Linked DNA regions of Mus musculus: region 2 is linked to region 1. The links are chromatin contacts, found by Hi-C or POLR2A ChIA-PET in ENCODE. All regions are on one chromosome and are shown on one strand. The core of a region is the stretch at or near the end of the contact, and the rest is flanking DNA. Distances in the headings are between cores, read along the strand shown.

Region 1 (5,780 bases), core at 2,472-4,971:
AACTTTACAGGGCAGCCTACAAAATGCCTGTTGCACCATTATTTTAAAAGCTAGTGCAGGGCAGAGGAATTAAAGGGTGGCTTCCAGACCATCTCTGAATGAGATGAAAGCTTTTTCATTGCACCCAGAGCTGTGATGCCTACTTCTCCCTGGATACTTCTTTTGAGAACTTTCTTTGTGGGTTACAATTATGTCCACCTCATGATCTGCAAACGTTTCTCTCCTTTGACTTTATCAACACTCTTTTCTTCATACCATGGGCACCTTAACAAAAATAGAAAAATTAGGTAGGGAAGTTTTAGCACCCTGAAACCCCTAGAGTATGCCATTGAATTATCTATCCTTCCTCTTTGGTTACAGTTTGTAACTGTACACTGTCAAAGAGTTTGTTGTTACTTAAAAGTTATACTGGATGGATTTCACACACCTAGAATGATCCTTAAACATTAGTCCTTCACAGGCATTTGAAAGGGCACAAGTCAGGCAGAGAAATTGAATTTGGCAATAAGCCAAGCTTAAATCAGACTTAGAACACATCATGATGCTAAGATTAAGAAAGACAGGGAAGTGCTCAACATGGATGGTGGATGTATTACCAAGGCAAACTGAGGAAAGAAGTGGAGAGCAAGACCATGACACGCAGGCATGGTGTCTTCTAGGTATGCCATGCATAGTCACGGCAGTCATGCAGAAAATGAAACTGTGATCATCGATAGAACACACACACACACAGACACAGACATACACACACTAGGAGGGGGCTAGTTGGGAAGACAAAATTCAACAAGGATGGTAATGGGGACAGCTTTCTGAATGCTCAGGCTCACAACTATCAGCAGGACTTTTGGTCTGAAACGTCACGCTGACATGGTGGTCTGGTAACTGTGTAAATAGATGTGTTGCTCCCAGAATGTCTGGGCTCATAATGATCCATCTCTTTTCCTTCTCGGTAACCATCACCCTTAACGTGGGGAAGTCCTTGGAAAACGTTCTTCCCCACATCCTGAAGCTCTGCCCAGAACTTCAGAAACACATTCATCCAAACCCCAAACCTTCCAACTGGATTTGACCCTTGTTTGGCAGTTGGGCGGGAGGGTGGTGCTTCAGATGTGCTGGTAGAGGGCCTGGGGTGGGGGGTGGGGTGGGGGGTTGTCCTCACTGCTGATTGGGCTTCCGCATCCCCTTGACCCTCCCACATTCCTTCCTTCTCAGGAACTCAGATTCCAAGGTGGATATGTCAGAAGCCCATTTGGAAGCCACATTAGAAAAAGCAGTCCTTTGGAAAAGACCAGTGTTGCAGAAGAGTTCGTTTAAGGACATTTACAAGGGAGGCCATCAATCAGATAAAAGCAACTGCCAACTTTCAAGTCCTTCCCATTAAGTAGGACAAAGTAGTACTTTCGTCTTCACTGGGAAGTAGAAAACATGCAATTTCAGACGACAGTCTTACTTTCCTCCTTTTGCCATGTAACTGTACACCTCCTTATCGCGGCCATACACCACAGTGTCCTGTCTGACTGGCGTCCAGCCTTAGCGAGTGTTGATCTCATAAAGTCGCCTCACTTAAAGCAGAGATTACTGCAGAGGCTCACCGAAACACCTGAGTGTAAGTGGGGGCTGAGTGGTTTGCATGCAAGATGCATTTAAGTAAATCTCTATTGAGTGACAAGTCCTTTATGGGAGAAGCAGAGCCACTAGCAAGACCTGCCCTTCCACCAGTCTTTGTATCCCAGGGCTGGGCACCCACCTTCTGTACCTACCTCTCGGGTGAACAGGATGGCTGCATCGTAGTGCTCTTCGTGATCATCCCCTAGCTGGTTATGTTGGTGCTGCCATTTGCAAAAGTTCTTGAGGGTCGTGGCCGCATTCTTGCTCACCTCCAGACTCGTGTCCTTGTCCGTCAGCACCACCACCTTCACCACCGCCAGGCGGATGTGGTTCTCAATGCTTGCATGACTGTACAGCCTGTTGGCGATGGAGGCCAGGGTCAGCAGGTAATGCTGCAGGCCCCGCCCATACATCCTGGCCATGGACGAGTCAGCCACCAAGAGGAGCTCCACCTGGCGGGCCCTGGAGATGGAACGGCGCCTACGCCTCCACCAAGTCTGAGGTCCCGCGTTCCCAGATGGCGAGAAAGCTGAGTGGTCCAGCAGCTGCGGGGCCAGCGCTGAGCGTCTCCTAGATCTACTGTGCACCGAGGGGCTCTCTTGGGGCCCAGATGGGGATGCAGGAGTCTCGCAACTGGCGCGTGGCGGCAGGGCCTCGAAGCTAAAGCCCTCGCGGTTGTAGACATGCAGGATGCGGGAAGATCCATCCCCATAAATTCGTTCATACTCTGCCCAGGACCCACGCAGGAGTGGCTTTAGAGTGTAGCGCGCATGCTTGACTGCAAAGAAGCCATCGAGACCCCCGCAGAGGTCAAAGACAGCTAGGGATCGAGGGCTGCCGTCCACGGTGCCTCTGTAGAAACAGTGACCCCGGTGGCCAGAGGATGCGCTCAGCCCTCCTCCTGCAGTAACGATGCTACCAGCAGCACCCACTGTGTCATCTCTCTCCAGGTCCAGCAGGAACCTCCGGCCGCCCGCGTAGACAAGGTAGCCCACTTTGCCACCGCCAGAGTAGAGTTGGTCTATATTCTGGACCAGCCCGCCGCTCCTGCGCTGCCCGGCCAAGGGTTGTAAATGGCCTCGCTCCCGTGTTTCCTCCCCCTGCGGCTGGTCCGGCTCGGCGGCCGCTGCTGCAGCCTGAGGCTGCCTGGTTTTATCCTGGGCAGGTGCCGCGGCGGGGCTGTCAGCGGCCAGGGACAGGCAGGACGCGCTCAGCAGCAGCAGTAGCAGCAACAAGGGCGCCCACTCGAGCCGCATAGTGCGCTGCCCGCCGGGAGGGGCTGCGCGACTGAGTCTAGCTGGATGCTTGCTATTTGCTATAGAAGTTTCAGGGGCGGGGGTGGGGGGCTCGCCCTCCCACCCACCCACCCACAGCCGCACACTCTACACACTGGCGTGCAAGGTTGAGTCAAGTGTCCAGGAAAGGGTAGGGGGAATCCGCAGCAGAGAGCCAGCCTGGCCTGGCACCGGTGCCACTGTGAGAACTTTTTCTTTGTTGGTTTGGAAAATGTTTGGAATGGAGGTCCAAGAGACGGAGGAAGAAAAATTTTAAATAAAATAAAAGAAAAAAAATTAAATAAAGGGTGGTGTTGGTGGGAGTAAAAGCCAAGAGGTGGAGAGCAACCAAATACAAAAAAGGAGAGAGGCCCAACGCAGACAAGATCTTTGCACAAACAGATCAAAACAAACGAGCTAAGAGAGTAAGAAGGGCGACCGCGCTGGCCCGCAACTGGTGCGCGTCCGCTCCCGCCCCCTCGAAGCCCGGGGCTGGCGGGCTGCAAAGCTTCCAAGCTCCGACCCACTTCCTTTCTTATTCTCAGGGCTTCCTCGGCTCCGCTGGAACCCGAAGGCAGGGAGAAATGAGACGGGAGAAAAGAAAAGGAAAGAAAGCAAGCAAAGGAAACACCTAAAAATGTTTAAAATCAAAAGCTAGGAGGCGGCCTGCGGAGAGCCAGCGAGGCGGCGCGTCCCGGTCCCTTCCGTTGCCGCGTCCTCCCGCCCGGGATCATCCCCAGTCGGCTGCTACGGGCGCGGAGAGCGGCTCAGGCGCTGTGAAGATGCGAGGAGGTGGGACAATGAATTTATAGCGGCGTGCCATCCTGCAATGGCAATTTCAACAATTCGTCACTGCACGCTGCCTCTTAAAGGGAGAGCTTCCCCCACCACTCCCACCCTTCCCGGTCCGCGCCTAATCTGATGGGGGAGGGAGCAGCGAGAGGAGGAGGGTGATCGAGGAAAGGCAGACCGGGAAGGAGGAAGGGGCCAGAACCTAGCAAGGTGGAAGGAGGGACAAAGGAGGGAGTAAGGGTGAGAAAGAGATTGAGAGAGAAAAAGTATTTGGGCAGAAAACAAGAAAATTCTCTTGGCCTCATTTAAAGCCACAGCAACTCCGGTTCTGTGTGGTATTTCACAACCAATCGGGGTTGGCTAACCTCGGCTTACCTCATCTCCTGAAGGGGTGTTTTGGTGTGTTTTTAAAGTCTCTCTCTGCCTCCTTCCCCTTGCTGTTCTTGAGCGGGATATGAAGTTCTTGCTTCATTTTGCCGGCCAGTGCGCTCTGGCCTTGTAGACCTGGTAACTTCACTGGTCAGGGCAGCCGCCTGTGCAACCCCAAGTCCCTCTCTCTTTTCCCTGGTTCTCTCCAGTCGGTCCCGGTAGCTGATTTCCAGCCTCCTCATCTCCTAGCTTGTTCACGTTCCAACACTTGCTGACTTCGGGCTAGGGGTGACTAACTTCTCCCGGCCATCAGCTGAGCAGCCAGGCAGCCACCGGTGCTTCCTGGCGCGTCTCTGGGCATGCAGCACTGCGGTGACCCCAACAGGGCCGGCTGCGGCCTGGGAAGTCCTTGGCTTTGTGTATAAATGGCGGTACTCCCAGCTTTTTTTCCAGGGCATAGTTGGTCAGTGCCCACAATCTGTCACTTATCCCAGCCACTGGAACTCTGAGCTGTAGGATGTCAGGGTGGGAAAGAGTTAACTCTTGAAGGGGAATCTGCACCCCCACCCCAGACTTTTACATTTGTGCTCACACTTTCTGGCAAACACTCCTTTGTTTGTTTACTTGCTACTCTTCTTATAAGTCAGCCACTCACTGTCAGCCCTCTCATTTTCAAAGCTCATATCCCAGGGAAGAATACTTGAGGGGAGGTGATTGGTGGTTATTAGTAGGCAGGTGGCATGGCCCCTGCTACTCAGTTCCTCCATCCTTTGTTTCCTCTAATTATCAATTCTAAGAAGGTGAAAGGAAACCCTAGTGACTTTCTCACAGCAAGTTGACCTGTGCCAGGGTCCAGTACTGGTCTCTGCACACACCCCGGGATAATTTACACATCTCCATCCCTTTTAACTCCACTCCTTCAGAGGAGAGCAGGCACACTTACATAGCTTTTTCAGATGATACATTCTCACGGAAGGTACCACGAGGGCCAAGACTGGAGAAGGCCAAACAACAGTTAAAGTAAAAGAGGGCATGGATTTGAGAGAGAACAAGGTGTGTGTGGGGTGGACGGGTGGAGGAGTCCGAGAGAGCCTGAATGGATCCTGAAATATATCGGGACATAGAAGGAGGATGCTGCTGAAAGCACTTGTGTTTCGATTCTCAAGATGCTCAGGTAGGTTTCCAGTAGTTAATATTACAAGGCAATGGGCAGGTAGTAAAGGCAGAGAATGGAGGCACCAGCAATCTTCTCTGTCTCCCAGCAACCTTCAGCTTTGTGATGACCCAAGTCACTCCAGGGAAGATTACCTGGTACCTATTTGTGTAGTAGTGGTCAGAGTAAGAATGGCCCCAATAAGGTCATATGAGGTCTCCAGTTGGCGGGAAAGTTTAGGAAGAATTCGGAGGCGCGGCTTTTTTAGAGGAGGTGCATCACTCAGGGGAATCAAGATGTGAGCTCTCAACTGGTCCTGCCATCATGGACTCAAACCCTCTGAAACTGTAAGCTCAAAAGACATTTTTAATTTTTATTATTTTATTTTGTCCTAATCATGTTATTTTTTGCCACAGCAATTGCTAAATAACCAAGATAAAACTTTATTTCTTTTATAGCACCTCCAGGAGGAAAAAAAATGCACAGTATTTCAGTGTTTGGGATCAAAGGCTCCAAAACAAACTATATTTGAAACACGAAACTTACTCATCTGTGTCTCAAAGGATCTTTTACAAAACAAGTAT
Region 2 (6,515 bases), core at 75-2,574, 1.3 Mb after region 1:
TCGTCTTAGCTCCAAACCTTGTCTCTGCAACTCCTTCCATGGATACTTTATTCCATATTCTAGGGAGGAATGAAGTATCCACGCGTTGGTCTTCCTTCTTGATTTACTTGTGTTTTGGAAGTTGTTTCTTGGGTATTCTAGGTTTCTGGACTAATATCCACTTATCAATGAGTGCATATCAAGTGACTTCTTTTGTGATTGGGTTAGATCTTTCCGTTAGTGCTATGCGCTCAACCCCTTAGCAGACACGAAGATTTGTAGGTGTGGACAGGATAGACTCTAGCATTCATGCATCTTTACTTCCGAAAATTTTACCCTTCGAAACATGCACGAGGGCAGGGAGACCCTGACCTGCCCCCTCTCAGAGACCTCCACCCTGAATTTCTGGCGGTGCTTCTGACACACTAAGAGGTCACCCTGTTCTCCCTGCTGCCTGTCCTCTTTGTCACCTCATTGCCAGTTCCACTTCGCTCCAACTGCTGTGGAGTTGCTCTTCTATCTGAGGTCTTAAAGAATAATAACAGCAGAACGTTTTACTATTCCATCAGATATCATTTGTATTTGATCAGGTGCCCACCCTATCACGATCCACATCTTCTCAGCAAGAATAATAAGGAAAGGAATTTTAAGCCCGTCGGTAACTTTCTTATCCTAGCTGCCTTTCAAGAACAGCAGATTGTTTTTTTCCAATGTTGGCGCTCCACTGCCACCTTCAGGAAGCTCGAGGTAAGGGCACTTCAGAAACCATTACCCTGCTAGGGTTACCTGGTAACAGGCAACTGAGGAGAGTGGCACTTAGCTTACTGATTTTCACTAAGTCCATGTTTTCTACGTAACTCAATCAAGATATGGGGATGAAAGCAACTAAGACCACATCTGTATTGTAGATACATGTATAATAATATCTAAAGCTTATAAAAGCTTTAGATGGCATACCTACATAATTCCTCTAAATGGTCATGGGAAGAACATACTCGTCCTACACCCTACACCGAGTGGAGCTGGCATTCACGTGGAGCTTTTGATGGGGGTGGGGTTCAGTGTATCGTGTCGCTGCTGATACATTTACACATTTTAAGAATTGCCTCCATAACTCCTATTTACTTTACAGGGGAAGAAACTGAGGTCTTTGGAGGTCACCTGGTTTATAGCCACACATCTAGCAAGGCCTTGTGACACCTGACTTCACAGTCAGTGATTCTTGGCACTGGGCTAATCCTCTCTTTCGAGTAAGTTAGCCGATAACAAGAAAGTACGATGCGGGGCGGTAAGCATTCTGACACCCTGAGTACGTCCAAGAAAAGCTGCTAGGCTTGGCGAATGGAGGTGGTTCCGAGTATAAAGATGCCGTGTTGAAACCTCGTGACCTGAGTTCAGGCCCTGAACCCCATAAGGCAGGGGAGAGAGCAACTTCTAAGAGCTGTGTTCTGAGCTACACAAACTTGCACAGAAGAAAAATAACTAAGTGGGGGAAAAAAGTATTTCAAAGTGCTGAGCTCTGAGAAATCAGGCATCAGTAAGAAAACTTTATTATTTTTTTTTTCTCATTACAGTATGTGCTGATAGGGAGGAGTTGTTTCGCGCTGAGCGCTCTGAGAGATGAAATTAAACTCTGCCTGATCTAAATAAATGTTTGATCTACTCATGTGATGATCTGTGGAGGGCATTCCAGAGAGAAATGAAGAGCTGGTGCAAAAACCCTGAGAGGAAAGGCATCTGGCTGCCTGAAGCACAGACATGACACTCGTGATAGGAAATAGAGAAATGGAGGAGGGAGCTCCAGGTACAAAACACAGAGGGCCAGCCCAGTAAGCCAGACTATAAGAGGGTGGGGGCGGGGTAAATGTTAGATGAGAAGAAAAGCCTTTAGAAGGTGTGAGGTCGGGGCTGGAGAGATGGCTCAGGCTGGAGAGGGGGAGGAGGGGAAGGTGGGGGAGGAGGAGGGGAAGGAGGAGGAGGAGGAAGGCATGAAAAGGGTCACTCTGCTGCCAGTAATGGAGATGCCATAAATACTTGGAAAAGAGCAGAGAGAGAAGATGGTGATCTTGAGAAACAGCAAAGGCTGAAGGATGGCCCAAGGCACGATGTGTAAAGTTCAGGTGTGCTAATGGAAGAAGAGGAGCTAGGTGAGTTGGCAGGGTACCCGGCTATGGGAGGCTCCTCTGACCTGGGGAATCCAGAGTTGTGTATGACACCCAGAATGGGGTTCCAGTGTCTTGGTAATGGCTTGGTTAACCCTGCCATTGAACCTCACTAAGGACCCACATTCCAGTGTGCCAAAAATGCAGAAATGGGACTATAAAGGCTCGGTGCCTCTAGCACCTCTATAATTAGCACCACTGGCCCCTGGGTAATTGTGGAAATGTGCATTAGAATTAACCATGTTGTAGAGAAAAGTGAAGGTAAAGGTGTAGGTGTTTTTCAAGACATTTTTTTTTAACCAGTCTCTATCCAGTATTGAACTTGCCGGGTTCAATTCTTTGTTTTTCTGATCATTATTAGAAAATGATCATGTGAGTTTTGAGAGTTAGTGCTGTCATGTCTGTCATTTGAAATATTTGTTTCTTGGAGCTGGAGAGAGAGCCCAGCAGTTAAGATCACTGGCTTCTTTTCCAGAGGACTTGGGTTTAATTCCCAGCACCCACATGACAGCCCACACCTGCCTGTAACTCTGGCTCCAGGGGAGCCAACAGACACACATGTAGGTTAAATGCTAATGTACATAAAATAAATAAAAATATTTGTGTCTTTTTGTTTTATGTGTTTTTTGTTTTCCCTGTGTGTTTGTGTGTACACCATGTGAGTGCCTGCTGTCTGTGGAGGGCAGAACAGGATGTCAGAACCCTCAGATCTGGACTCAGAAATGTGTGTGAGACACCTTGTGGATGCTGGAGACCAGACGTGTATCCTCTGCAAGAGCAGCTGGCTCTCTTAACCACTGAGCATCTCATCAGCCATCATATTCATTCGTAATGGTATTTGTTGCTGTTTGGTTGTTGTTGTTGTTGTTGTTGTTGTTGTTGTTGTTGTTGGCTGTGGCTGTTGCTATAATCTGTTGTTAGTCTTAAGAAGATCGAAGTAATCATGAAGATTCTGAGTGCAGTCCACATGCACTTCACTGGAAATAGGAAAAAGTCGTTTCATCCTCTGGAAAAGCACCCACAATTACCCACTCCACAGAGCTAACCTGCACTTAAGAGTCTAGCCCCCTTTCCACTGTCAGCAAGAGGCTGTAAGGACTGGAAATGACACTGCCCTGTTCTCGGAACTTCTCCAGAATTTCCATTCTCTAGTCAGTTTCCTCCAAAGACTTGGAGAATGGCTAAATTATTCATACTGCCCCAAACCATCAAGATACATGCTGCCCTAAACAATTGCTATTCAGGCAAATTATTCTATACTTTTTTTACACTTTCCTCTCTTGCTTGTCTCTTATTGTCTGCAGGGGAACAGATTTCCCTACAGATTTCCCTAAATCACCCTTTGTTTTCTCCTTCTCCTCCTCCTCCTCTTCTTCAATGTTCCTCCTCTCCTTCTCTTCCTCCTCCTCCACCTCCTCTTCTTCATCTCTCTATGCACTGTGTTTTTTAGTGTGTCAAATTATAACTATAGTTTTATTGGAAATAGATTTTTTTATATAATATACCCAAATTATTGTTACCTGCACCCTAATCCTCTCAGTTCCTGCCTCCTCCCCTCACACTCCCTTTCTGTCTCTCATTAGAAAACAAGCAAATATTATAAAGCAAAAACTAACATATCATACTAGAACAAACAAAAGGAAAATAGCCCAAAAAAAGGCATGAGAGAGACAGAGACACAGAGACACACAGAGAGAGAGAGAGAGAGAGAGAGAGAGAGAGAGAGAGAGAGAGAGAGAGAGAGAAAGAGATATCAGATATAATTCCTGAGTGTGCAAACATATGGGTCTTTGTATAACAGATACAAAGGCTCACACGTTTTCACACTCAGGAATTCCATAAAAGCACTAAACTGGAAGTCATAATATATACACAAAGGACCTGTAGGGCAATATATATATATATATATATATATATATATATATATATATATATATATATATGATTAAGCTTAAGATAAAAAAAAAGTTTAAAAAAAAACTAACACAACACTGTGGGACAAGGAACCTAGAAAGATGTCCTGAGTTTGTTTCTGGCGCCCATCTACTACTGGGTACACAGACTACCATCAAGAGTAGTTTGTTTCCTTTCAGCAAAATCTTGCTAGTGTATGCAATGGTGTCAGCGTTTGGAAGCTGATTATGGGATGGATCCCTGCATACGGCAATCACTAGATGGTCCATCCTTTCGTCACAGCTCCAAATTTTGTCTCTGTAACTCCTTCCATGGGTGTTTTGTTCCCATTTCTAAGAAGGGGCAAAGTGTCCACTCTTTGGTCTTCGTTCTTCTTGAATTTCATGCGTTTAGCAAATTGTATCTTATATCTTGGGTATCCTAAGTCTCTGGGCTAATATCCACTTATCAGTGAGTACATATTGTGCGAGTTCCTTTGTGATTGGGTTACCTCACTCAGGATGATGCCCTCCAGGTCCATCCATTTGCCTAGGAATTTCATAAATTTATTGTTTTTAATACCTGAGTAGTACTCCATTGTGTAAATGTACCACATTTTCTGTATCCATTCCCATAATCAGCTTCCAAACGCTGACACCATTGCATACACTAGCAAGATTTTGCTGAAAGGACCCAGATATAGCTGTCTCTTGTGAGACTATGCCGGGGCCTAGCAAACACAGAAGTGGATGATCACAGTCAGCTATTGGATGGATCACAAGGCCCCCAATGGAGGAGCTAGAGAAATTACCCAAGGAGCTAAAGGGAACTGCAACCCTATAGGTGGAACAACAATATGAACTAACCAATACCCCGGAGCTCTTGTCTCTAGCTGCATATGTATCAAAAGATGGCCTAGTGGGCCATCACTGCAAAGAGAGGCCCATTGGACTTGCAAACTTTATATGCCCCAGTACAGGGGAATGCCAGGGCCAAAAAGGGGGAGTGGGTGGGTAGGGGATTGGGGGGGTGGGTATGGGGGACTTTTGGGATAGCATTGAAAATGTAAATGAGGAAAATACCTAATAAAAAATAAATTAAAAAAAAAGAAAGCAAAAACAAACAAACAAACAAAAAAAAAGAGTAGTTTGTTTCCCCATGAGACTCCCTTAAAGAACACTAAGTTTTCATTTTCAGATCTTTATCAATTGGGTTCGGGCAGAGCCATGTGCCCACTTCTCCTTTCAGCGTTAGGTCCCCATGTGGTACAGGCTGGTGCAGGCCCTTTGCACGACACTTCAGTCTCCAAGTTTATCTGTGTTTCAGTCCAGCAGGATTTTAGAAGCCTTATTTCCTTGGTGCCCTGTGTCCCCTCTGGCTCTTACACCCTTTTTGCCTCCTCTTCGGCAGGGTTGCCTGACCCTGAGAAGAGAGATGTGATGGAGATATCCCATTTAGGGCTGAATGTTTCAAGGCCTCTCACTCTCTGTATACTATCTGGTTGTGGGTCTCTATATTAGTCACCATCTACTGCATGAGAAACTTCACTGATGATGGCTTAGCAAGGTGCTGGTCTAAGTAGTATTTGGTTTTCCCCAAGGCCTCATGATCTTAGTAACACAAGAAGCATTGTGTATAGGTTCCAAACAGAGCTGGGGATGAGAGTGGGATCTGGATTGGAAGAGAGAGAAGGGAGAGGTGGGGTTCTGCAGTTTTGCCTGCCTCCCCAGCTGGTGTGGAGTGTGTCCCCAGGGGATCCGTACACTGTATTGTGAACATATTTAATTCCCCTCTCCCAGCACTTCTAGGATCCTACCACCTACCTACCCATCCAATATCTCTCTCTCTCTCTCTCTCTCTCTCTCTCTCTCTCTCTCTCTCTCACCAAAACAAACAAACAATAAGATCAAAAAGTACAAACAAACAAAACCCCATGCAATCCATTTTTTGTTGGCCAACTCACCCTGGCTGTGGGGCCTGCCTTTGCAGTTTGGTTGATATACATTGATTTAGCTCACCCCTAATGGATGGCATTTGGATCTTCAAGTTTGCTATATTCCTTAACATAAATATTGTAGTAGTTTAATTATTGGACAACAATTTGAATTACAAACATTTTAATAGCCTTTGGAACCCTAAAACTGTGAGTCTACACCTCTATCAAAAACATTATGGTGGGGAACCGTAATAGATTATCTGCCTAGACTGTGTAAGGCCCTGAATTCTTTGAGAAGTACTAAGGGCGGAAATGGTTTTCATTTCAACAATTCTCACAAGAATTTACAAATAGATACTATGATTGCCTTATCTTGGTGAGCAAGAATTGTATTGGGGAAACTTAAAATATCTTTCTGCGGTTCAGGGGATACAAAATGCGGCTTCAAGGCCCAATTTCTCAGATGACCTTGTTAAGCACAAATCTTTTAGATTTGGCACACACAGCCAAGATTCCAAAAAAGATTCCTGATAATCTCAAAAGAG

Evidence for each region. A loop is a pair of places that touch in the nucleus more often than their neighbours do. ChIA-PET counts read pairs that join two places held with the same protein, here RNA polymerase II (POLR2A).
Region 2: a map of heart shows a loop between it and region 1 (2.0-fold over the local background). The contact joins the enhancer-like site here to the promoter of Adamts5 in region 1. A Hi-C loop is called at or near these places in 1 of 37 maps with a recorded cell type or tissue (heart). POLR2A ChIA-PET finds 5 or more read pairs at or near these places in 1 of 5 experiments (Patski).

What each region holds. Positions count from the first base shown.
Region 1 is chr16:85,897,404-85,903,183 of GRCm38, forward strand. Adamts5 (a disintegrin-like and metallopeptidase (reprolysin type) with thrombospondin type 1 motif, 5 (aggrecanase-2)) reads right to left here and starts at 3,722. Exons shown (of 8, transcript NM_011782.2): 1 at 1,761-3,722. The coding sequence starts at 2,864. Gm46558 (a long non-coding RNA gene) reads left to right here and starts at 2,397. Exons shown (of 3, transcript XR_001781962.2): 1 at 2,397-2,594; 2 at 3,428-5,780.
Region 2 is chr16:87,249,392-87,255,906 of GRCm38, forward strand. No RefSeq gene overlaps it. Among named protein-coding and RNA genes, the nearest start is that of Gm41484, 6.0 kb to the left of the region's middle. Within about 2 kb of position 1,325, at least 1 of the 3 ENCODE cell types and tissues checked has a DNase peak (open chromatin) inside an H3K27ac peak, as active enhancers do; it is heart, where a contact is called at or near this core.